2 separate regions of the Homo sapiens genome follow, and region 1 is linked to region 2. A link is a contact called in ENCODE Hi-C or POLR2A ChIA-PET data. All regions are on one chromosome and are shown on one strand. The core of a region is the stretch at or near the end of the contact, and the rest is flanking DNA. Distances in the headings are between cores, read along the strand shown.

Region 1 (4,762 bases), core at 16-2,515, 48 kb before region 2:
TTCGGGACTTGAGCTTGCCAGTGTCTTTTTTTAAGCTGTGTGGCATGGCTTAACAGGACTGCCTGGCCGGCGCATCTGTAATCCCAGCACGTTGGGAGGCCGAGGCGGGCGGATCACGATGTCAGTGGATCGAGACCATCCTGGCCAACATGGTGAAACCCCGTCTCTACTAAAAATACAAAAATTAGCCGGCGTGGTGGCGTGCATCTGTAATCCCAGCTACTCGGGAGGCTGAGGCAGGAGAATCACTTTAACCCGGGAGGTGGAGGTTGCAGTGAGCCGAGATCACGCCACTGTACTCCAGCCTGGCGACAGAGTGAGACTCTGTCACAAAAAAAACAGGACTGCCTATTGGGCCTCATATGCTTGACTGTTTGATGGCAGAAACAACTCATTGGCTACAGGCTTTGCTTTGAATGGACCCTTCTTCCAGGTGACCGGTATGATGAGAAGTAGAGAGGTAGGGGCAGGTGTCAGCGTCTGGATCTTCTCTGGGATCCCAACAGAAGACATTTTCGTCCTGCTGTGCTGAAGACGGGACCGGAAGGCCATTGCTCAGGTATTCACTCTACCAGACGGGGCTTTACGCTCCCACCACTTCCTCGAATCCCCCGTGAGGTAGATATTATTATCCTGACTTTACCTGTGAGGACAGGAACGCAGTGGCGGGGTGGGTTCTCACTGTGCGTGGAGGCAGCAGGACGCAGAAATCGACCTCCCCCACGCGCCTCGCCAGCAGCTTTCAGTTTCGTGGCCCAACGCCCTGCACTGCACGCCTCTCCTCTGGGATAATTGATAGTTGAATCTGTGTAAGCTGGAAGCAAATGAGAGCCCAGCGGCTGTTCTTTCCCATTCCTTTTAGATTGAGGCAAAGGGACAAATCTGCGATGTGAATAATACAGCTCCAGGAATTTTTATCAGCGCGCCCCACGCCCGGCCCTGCCTGAGGGTCTTTCTAAGCCACAGGCGTCCCTTCCCAGGTCTTGTCTCTTCCCTTCCGCGAATGCCCTCGGCTCACCCAGCAGGCAGGTGTGATCCGGCTCCGCGCTGGGGCCAGGTGAGGCCGGGCTGCCTGCCCCGGTGCACGTTCCCAGGGCGCGGCGCCCAGTCGGCGGGGCCTGCGGGCTGGGCCTCCCCGGGGCGCCGGGCGTGGCGCCGGGGGCAGGTCCCCGGGCTGCCCTGCAGGGCGGCCGGCCGGCGGCCAGCGGCTGTTTACCTGTGCAGGGCGAGGCGAGACTCGTGGCGGTGCCGGGGCTTTGCACGCAAGGGGCGATGCGCCCCGGAGGGGGAGGGACGCAAGGGGCGACTACTGTTACCTCGCTTGGAGATACCAAGGCCGGTCGGACCCCCCGCTGGCCGAATGTGGGTAGGCTGCCCCCAGTTTGTCCCTTCCCAGGGTGGATCCAGATTTGGGGGCCGGAAGTGTATACAACGTGGGGAGCGCCCTTTGGGAAAAATAATACAGAAGTCCCAGTACAAGCTTAGGTGCAGGGCTTTTTTGGAAGGGGGCCTGTGAGTGAGGGTCCCCGAAGCCCAGGCTTCCTTGGCTTTTAGGTAACCTCACCTCTGAATCAGGGCAGGGAAGCCTGAGGTGCTCGGGGGTTTAGAGGCTTTCCAGACACTGCAGGAACCCTATTTAGTTAATTCACTTTTCCTTCATCTTCCACACACCCCAGCCCAGCACCTGGGAGAAGGGATGGCGCTGTGTTCAGAGGCAGGAGGAACCCAGCCCACAATTGTGCTTCTCTCTCCTGCCCTGGGAAGAACTAAACCCATCTTCCTCCTCCTTCCAGTAGAATGCGGGAGGCTGGGCCTGGCCATCCAGGGCTGAGCAAAACAGTAACCCTGAACCTACCTCTGGATTCTCTCCCGCTCTCTGACCTTCTAGCTCTCAACCCAGTGAAAGTGTCTGGACTCTGCCAGTGGCTTAATAGGGAAAGCGTCCTGGGGAGCCACCGTCTGTCCCCAGGGACTGTCACTGACCCCTCAGAGGTCCCCGATGGGGCTTCTGATGGAGCTGCTCGGACCCCAGACCTTCAAGAATCCTCAGGGTACGAGGCTACTGCCCTCTGCCCCAAGACAGGGAAGATGTGTGTGGGTGGAAGAGCTGGAAGTGTCAGAGGCATGTGAACCAGAACAACTCCATCTTAAATAGGAGCTGGGTAAAATGAGGCTGAAACTTACTGGACTGCCTATCCAGGCAGTTAAGGCATTCTAAGTCACAGGATGAGATAGGAGGTCAGCACAAAAATATGGGTCATAAAGACCTTGCTGATAAAACAGGTTGCAGTAAAGGAGCTGGCCAAAACCCACCAAAACTAAAATGGTCACGAGAGTGACCTCTGGTCATCCTCACTGCTACACTCCCACCAGCACCATGACAGTTTACAAATGCCACTGCAATGTCAGGAAGTTACCCTATATGGTCTAGAAAGGAGAGGCATGAATAATCCACCCCTTGTTTAGCATATCTTCAAGAAATAACCATAAAAATAGGCAACCAGCAGCCCTTGGGGCTGCTCTGTCTACAGAGTAGCCATTCTTTTATTCCTTTACTTTCTTAATAACCTTGCTTTCACTTTGCACTTTGGACTCACCTTGAATTCTTGCGGGAGATCCAAGAACCCTCTCTTGGGGACTGGATCAGGACCCTTTTCCTGTAACAGAAGAGCAACTGCTTTGTGTGGCCCAAGGAAAGATGTGTGATTCTTTGTAGAGGGTGAACCTATGGACCTGTATCCCAGCATCCCCACAGCCCGTGATCCTCCCCCAGATTAAAAGATCAGCTTGGAAATCATGCGGGGTCTTTTCTGATATAGTCTCCATTCTCTGGTGCACTATGAGCCACAATGATACATTTCTCATTGGCCTCCCTCCTCCTGGCAGGGAGCGAGCAGATCCAGCCTGTTTGGACGTGGTGAGGACCCAGCCGTGGGGTTTAAGGCCAAGTTAGCCTCTCCCTTCACTGATTACAAGAGCCATTGTTACAGGTGAGTCTTTGTCCTTAAAGCTCCCAAGATGGTGGCGAGCCGCTCCCATGATGGGGCAGGCAGCTCCCGAGATGGCGGCAAGCCTTTTGTTCTCCGACCTGAGGTTCTTGGCGTCACCGATTCCAAGGAATGGAACGTTGGGCCATGCGGTGAGTGTTATAGCTCTATTAGAAGCCGTGGGTCATGGAAGAGAACCATGGAACCCAGTGACTAGTGTTCAGCTCGATTAGGACGAACCCGGACACTTAGCCACGCAGGAACAGTGGTAAGCCTCTAGCCCGAACGGGAGTGGCAATGGGCGCCTCACTGGATCAGGAGCACAGCGGACACCCTGCTGGATCTGGAGGGGTGGAAGTCAGCAGTGGGTCTACGACAGTGGCAAACAGCAGTGGTGGACGGCGAGTGAAAGCTCAACTCGAGCCGTAACAAACACAGACCAGAAGAGTGTGCAGTTGCAAGATTTAATAGCATGAAAACAGAGCTCCCATACAAGGGAGGGGACCCAAAGGGGGTTGCCTCTCCCTGCTCGAATGCCTGGGTTTATATCCCTATCATCGTCCCTCCCCCGGTGCTCTCAGGCAATATATGATTTGAGTATTTCTTTACCTCCTGCTTTTAGCCTAATTTGTATTTTAGTGAGCCCTCTTTACTACCTGATTGGTCGGGTGTGAGCTGAGTTACAAGCCCCATGTTTAAAGGTGGGTGCGGTCACCTTCCCCAGCTAGGTTTAGGAATTCTTAGTCGGCCTAGGAAGTCCAGCTAGTCCTGTCTCTCACCATGACCTCCAAGAAGCCCAGGATGCATCAGGGAAAAGTGGAAACGTGGGGCAAGCCTGGGGAGCACGCAAAGAGGGGAGGCCCTTAGCCAAAGCTTGGGTTCCACTTTGTAGTTGTGCAGGAAGGAGGTCAGAGGTGTACCCTTTCTCTGACCTTTGCCTTTTAGGGTCGGGTTCAATGTGCACTTGGGTTTGCAGACTGCATTGGTCACCACCATGCCCTGGAGTGTGTCCCATGGAAAACAACAATGAACTGATTTAAGATTAGTAAAATTTAAATCTTTTCAAAGTTTGTCTTCAATTAGAACCAGCTCCCTTTCTGCTGTTTCAATGAAAATGCTTACTGAACTTATTATGTGAAAGTATAGAAATGTAAATTTTTGGCCAGGAGTGGTGGCTCACGCCTATAATCACAGCACTTTGGAAGGCCAAGGTGGGTGGATCTCATGAGGTCAGAAGCTCCTGATCAGCCTGGCCAACATGGTGAAACCCCATCTCTACTAAAAACACAAAAAATCAGCCGGGTGTGGTGTTGCGCACCTGTAGTCCCAGCTACTTGGGAGGCTAGAGTGAGAGGCAGGAGAATCACTTGAACCTGGGAGGCAGAGGTTGCAGTGAGCCAAGATTACACCAGAGTACCCCAGCCTGGGCAACACAGTGAGACTGTCTCAAAAAAAAAAAATGTAATTTTTTTCAGTTCCTAACAAGCCTGTAACACGGTTAAAAAACAAAGGACTGCACTTGAATAGATGATGTATGAGTCTGTACATTTCTTCCATGTGAACATTTATCATATTTGGTAAGTTGGTGGGAGACGGTCGTTGTATTCATTTTCTATTTGTGTGTGACAAACTACCACGAATCTAGCAGATTAAAACAACACGTGATTATTTCAGTTTCTCTCGGTTAGAAATCTGGACACAGTTTTAACTGGGCGTCTGTTCAGGGTCTCACAAGCTGCAATCAAGGGGTTGGCCTAACTATAGTCTCCTCCAGG
Region 2 (4,754 bases), core at 1,296-3,795:
TTTCCAATCACCTAATTATATCAATATGAACTCATGAATTTTTTTATTACTTTGGTTATAATCTAATACCACTTTACTTAAGTTGTTGTTCAAATGGTTCCCCCACTTTGGCGATTAAGAGCTCTTTCAGTTGGTTTCTATGTCCTTCTCTCGTGGCCCCACCATTGTATGGTGTGTATGCTTGTGTGTCAGTGTGTTTTAGCACTTTCTTACTTTCTGACACTACGAGGTGCTCCAGGCTCATCTTGCATATTTCCTGCCCCAGTCCTAGAATCAGCTGTTTCTCCAATGAGCTCTGGTTCCTTCTGTTGGACAATAGTATAAAAACAAACCTAGGTGCTAAATGATCGCTTAGATCCAGTGCTCATTGCTACTGGGCTGCCATTGCTTCTGGACCCTCTTAGCAGAGAGAGAAAGGAGATATATGTGTGTGTATGCTAATGCATGTACACATACAATTCTTATTTTTACCTCTATCTAGCTATGTATGTATGTATGTTTGTATCTGTCATCTCTATGTTATGCTAAACATGGGTTTATACCTCTCTGGATGTTTTAGGAGCAAGGAAGAGACATGATTCCAGCTTTACCTGGGGAAAATCAATCTCACAGCAATGAGAAGAAATAAATGATGAGTTAAAATTAATTTCTATATTTTTCTAATTATTCAAGTGACTAATGTTTGGTGTGCAGAAATTTAAGAAGACTGAGGACTAGAATGAATTATAACGCAGGAGAAAACAATAACCATGCATAGTCAGCAAGAGGCACTGATACCATTTTGAGACGACTGGATGCCCTTTCGTATGCTAGGAATATGCAGCCCGTGTTCTGGAAAGTGGGGAGAAGGTCAGGCGGCTCCTAGCAGCAAAGCTGCGTTATCCTCAATATCCTGTAGGGGAGGGTTTAGGGAGTTCGGATATCCCTGCCTTTGACATTCATCTTGGCCTCAGTTTTTCTCTTACCTGGAAGCAAGAGAGGAGTTGATTGTGAGTTCAGAGTGGAAATGGTGGCCAATCCAGACCCTGCACTGCCACTGACTCTCCGGGAATGTCAGCGCCAGGTGAGAGCCAGGATTCCAGGGCCAGACCTGAGCTTGTCCATAGCCTGGGACTTGAATGGGGGGAAACTTGGGCACAGTGGCAGGTGGAAAATCAAGTCTGTGCTTCAGGGGCATCTAGGAATGCCCTGTCTATCTTCTCCCCTCCCCAACCCCATTTACCCAGGTGCCTCCTGTTACTTTCAATACTAATGCCTTCTTTTTTTTTTTTTGAGACAGAGTCTCACTCTGTTGCTCAGGCTGGAGTGCAGTGACGCAATCTCGGCTCACTGCAACCTCCGCCTCCCGGGTCCAAGCGATTCTCATGCCTCAGCCTCCTGAGTAGTTGGGACTACAGGCATGCACCACCACGCCCACCTAATTTTTTTTGTATTTTCAGTAGAGATGGGGTTTTGCCATGTTGGCCAGGCTGGTCTCGAACTCCTGACCTCAGTGGTGGGATTACAGGCATGAGCCACCACGCCCAACCTGATGCCTTCTTTTTCTGACCATTTCCTCTCCAGCAATCCCACCGTGGCCACAGGAAAACCTGGCCCAGGAGATTCCAATGTTCTTGGCTTCCCCTCCTGTCACAGCCTCAGTGATTTTGTGATTTCATCTTGCTTCTCAGGGCTTGCTTTTATCAAAAGGGTTGGTTAGTCACAATGGCTGTTAATAGGTGCAACAAGGCATAGAAGACCTGTTAGGGGTTGAACTTTTCCCCCTACAACTCCAAAATATTAATATATTGCAGTCCTAATCTTCAGGACCTCCAAGAATGTAACCTTATTTGGAAATAGGGTCGTTGCAGATGTCATTGGTTAATGATGAGGTCGTACTGGATCAGGGTGGGCCCCTTATCCAATATGACTGGCATCCTTGTAGAAACACCACAGTGTGAAGAGACAGAGATTCACGCAGAGGGAAAACTATGTGAAAAGATACACGGAGAAGACCGTGTAAAAGGTGGAGGATGAAGGTAAGGCAGTTGCAAGCCAAGGAACGCCTAAGATAAGGAACGCCTAAGATAGCCAATGACCACCAGGTCTCAGAGAGGCCCGGGACAGATTCTCCCTCACTGCCCCTAGAAGCAAGCAACCCCGCTAACCCCTTGATTTCGGACCTCTGGTCTCCAGAAGTGGGGCCCAGCTGGGATAACCTGACTCTAGGGCCACCAAGGTTTGTCATCCTGGGCGGCATTCGGGGCTGGTGTGACCCACCTTATGCACAAAGGCCAGAATAGACCTAGCGGCATTGACAATAGGACTGGAATGCCAGCTTTGTCTGTGAAGGAAGGGCGCAAGGGAGGACAGCTGTGGTGGGCAAACCCTAACCATTTCCATCCTTGTTTAGCTTTTGTTCTGACTACGACAGGACTACGTAGTCGAACTACGACTCCCAGGAAGCCGTTCGGCCTTCCCCACCCCCTCCCCGCCCACCCCGCTCCGCCCCGTCCCGGCGCGGGTCCGCCTGGTATATAAGGGCCGAATGGCCCAGCCGACTGCAGGGCGCGCAGGCGGCGCGGGTGCGCGGTGCGGCGCTGGTATCCAGAGGACGCGGTCACCGCCTCTGGCATTTGTCGTTCTGCGCTTCTCCGCAAGGACCCTCTGTTAGGCAGGCGCCCACCGTAAGCCTCCCGGGCCTTGTGAACCTGCAAACCCAAGTCTGAGAGACGATCCGCCTTCAGCGCTTTCCAGCTTGGCAGAGAGGCTTTCCCGGCGGGGATCTTTGGTTGGCGCTGGCGATGCGCGGGGAAGAAAGGCGAGGAGCGGCGTCCAGGCTGGGTGATGTCCCAGCACGAGTAGGCGGGATGCGCTCGCTTGGTCCTCCGGGCGCCCGGTCCCTGCCCGCGTCGCGCGCCCACCCCTGGGGACGAGAAGGCGGCCGCCTGAGGACCCCCGCCCGCGACCTCCGCGAGTCTGGAGCGCAGAGGACAGGGTCTGGCTGCTCTTTGGCCTTGGATGGAAAGTGGGGAATTGGGTGGGGGGCTGCGGACCCCTTAACGTGGATTACTTGGTGTGTATCAGCTGGGCTCAGAAGACCCACGACCTCTTCTCCATCCGTGGATTGATTTGTTCTGCTTAACAGCTGGGTCGCCAAGCTGGAGGTAAGTTTCCCTGCGGTTCGGGGAAGGGATCTGATTTACTTTCTTTTCTTTCTTTCCTTTTTTCCTCCGCGTCGTTTTTCGAAGGTCTCGAGATTCCGGGTTGAAATTTTTGTTCTTGTAATTGACATCTTCTTGGAGGTCATTTTAGTCATCCCCCTGCCTCCAAGCGGAGCTGATTCACCTGGGACACGGTGGTCAGCGACCACCCCATCCTGGGCGTTCTCGGCCGTTGTCCTTCAGCCTCTAGCGCTGCCAAGCCTTGGCTGCCTGGAGGGACCGAACCTCAGCTGGGGGAGACGCCCCCGCGTCCTCGGCGCACCCGCTCGGCCCCTTGCACTTGCCTTAACGCCTGGGCGCCCTCCGGGCTCCGTTACTTCGGGAGCGGTGCCGCCTCCGTGAGCTCCTGGCGTCCGCCCACTGGCGACCGGGGACGCTGCTGGGGCGCAGCGGTTGGAGAACGCGACTCAGCCGAGCCCCTCTCACCGTTGGGGCTAGGGGGTGAGCGGGGGCGTTTGGCAAGCAGCTTTCCGGCGAGGACTGGGCCACCCGTCAGGCTGACGCTGGTACGCGTTTGGCCAGGGTGTGGACGGGCTTTCTGAATAGGTGGGAGGTGGCAGGAATTCAGTCCAGTGAGACCACCCGCCACCTCCCCTTTCCGGCGCAACTTGCTAATGGAAGTCGTTTCTTGGCCAATGTGGGGAGAGGGCTTACGTCTTGAGTCTGGAACTGAAAGCATACCGCTTCTGTATCCATAGCTTCCTCCTCCCCTTGTTCTTTTGTGTCTGCCCTGTTTGGGGGCAGCGCGATGCCTGTCACTGAGTAGGCACTGAATAGATGTTTGTTGAATGAATGACTGAGCGACTCCACCCTTGGCGTGCAGATTAACCAGGGTCCTCCTTTTCCTTCTCCCTCCTTGGCGATTGTCCTCACCTCCAGGACCTATCTAGGTTTCCTGAGGATGCTTTCCCAGAGGTGGGATTCCCTCCTTCGCCCCTCACCCCTCTCCTGCAGCCTGTGGGTTCGCATTTAGAACCTGTCGGTGATCCATTTCCCACCCAGCAGTCCCTTCTGCATAGGAATCTGACGCTGTCAGGGATCACTCTTGGTCAGTGCTCAGGGTCCCAGCGTCTCCAGTGAGCACTGCTCCAGGAGCAAGAGAAAGTAAAGCAGCACCGGAAGAAGAAAAGGCAGTGCATAGTGGCACGACCCCCTACCCTGGGAGCTGGGGCCCTCGGTGCCCCTGGTCCCATGCAGGGTTTGGAACTGCCCAGGTTGACACAGCACCTTACCTGCGGCCCTTCCCCACCCTCTGCCCCCACCCCAGTTCTGTGCTTAGACTGACTCCGGGAGAGGAAAGGTTGAAACCGCCAGGCAAACTGATAACCAACCCCACCACTCCTCCTCCCTGTCTGATTTTAAAAAGTAATCCATGCTCTTTCTCTTTCTTTTATAGAAAACTACACAAAAGTGCCCAAAGCAGGAAAAACATCCAATTCACACAGTAATGCTGGCAATTTGATATATTTCCTCACTGGTGAAATCCTGCAATGTATACAACTTTTTCTCCTCCTCTTTTTTTGTGTAATTTTATTTGAACGTTTCCCCCAT

What was found. A loop is a pair of places that touch in the nucleus more often than their neighbours do. ChIA-PET counts read pairs that join two places held with the same protein, here RNA polymerase II (POLR2A). Pooled maps may share reads with other maps.
Region 1: a map of PC-9 shows a loop between it and region 2 (8-fold over the local background). The contact joins the promoter of LINC00511 here to the promoter of LINC00673 in region 2. A Hi-C loop is called at or near these places in 8 of 168 maps with a recorded cell type or tissue (CD4-positive, alpha-beta memory T cell, Caco-2, HepG2 and 5 more), 1 of 37 single-sample maps with no recorded cell type and 7 of 50 pooled maps. POLR2A ChIA-PET finds 5 or more read pairs at or near these places in 18 of 52 experiments (A549, CD4-positive, alpha-beta T cell, CD4-positive, alpha-beta memory T cell and 14 more).

What each region holds. Positions count from the first base shown.
Region 1 is chr17:72,636,975-72,641,736 of GRCh38, reverse strand. LINC00511 (long intergenic non-protein coding RNA 511) reads left to right here and starts at 1,265. Exons shown (of 5, transcript NR_033876.1): 1 at 1,265-1,366; 2 at 2,887-2,990. It overlaps LOC105371887 (a long non-coding RNA gene), which reads right to left and starts at 1,062. Exons shown (of 4, transcript XR_934961.3): 1 at 1,019-1,062; 2 at 644-814.
Region 2 is chr17:72,590,595-72,595,348 of GRCh38, reverse strand. LINC00673 (long intergenic non-protein coding RNA 673) reads left to right here and starts at 2,545. Exons shown (of 4, transcript NR_152516.1): 1 at 2,545-3,146. RefSeq lists a silencer at 2,418-2,467.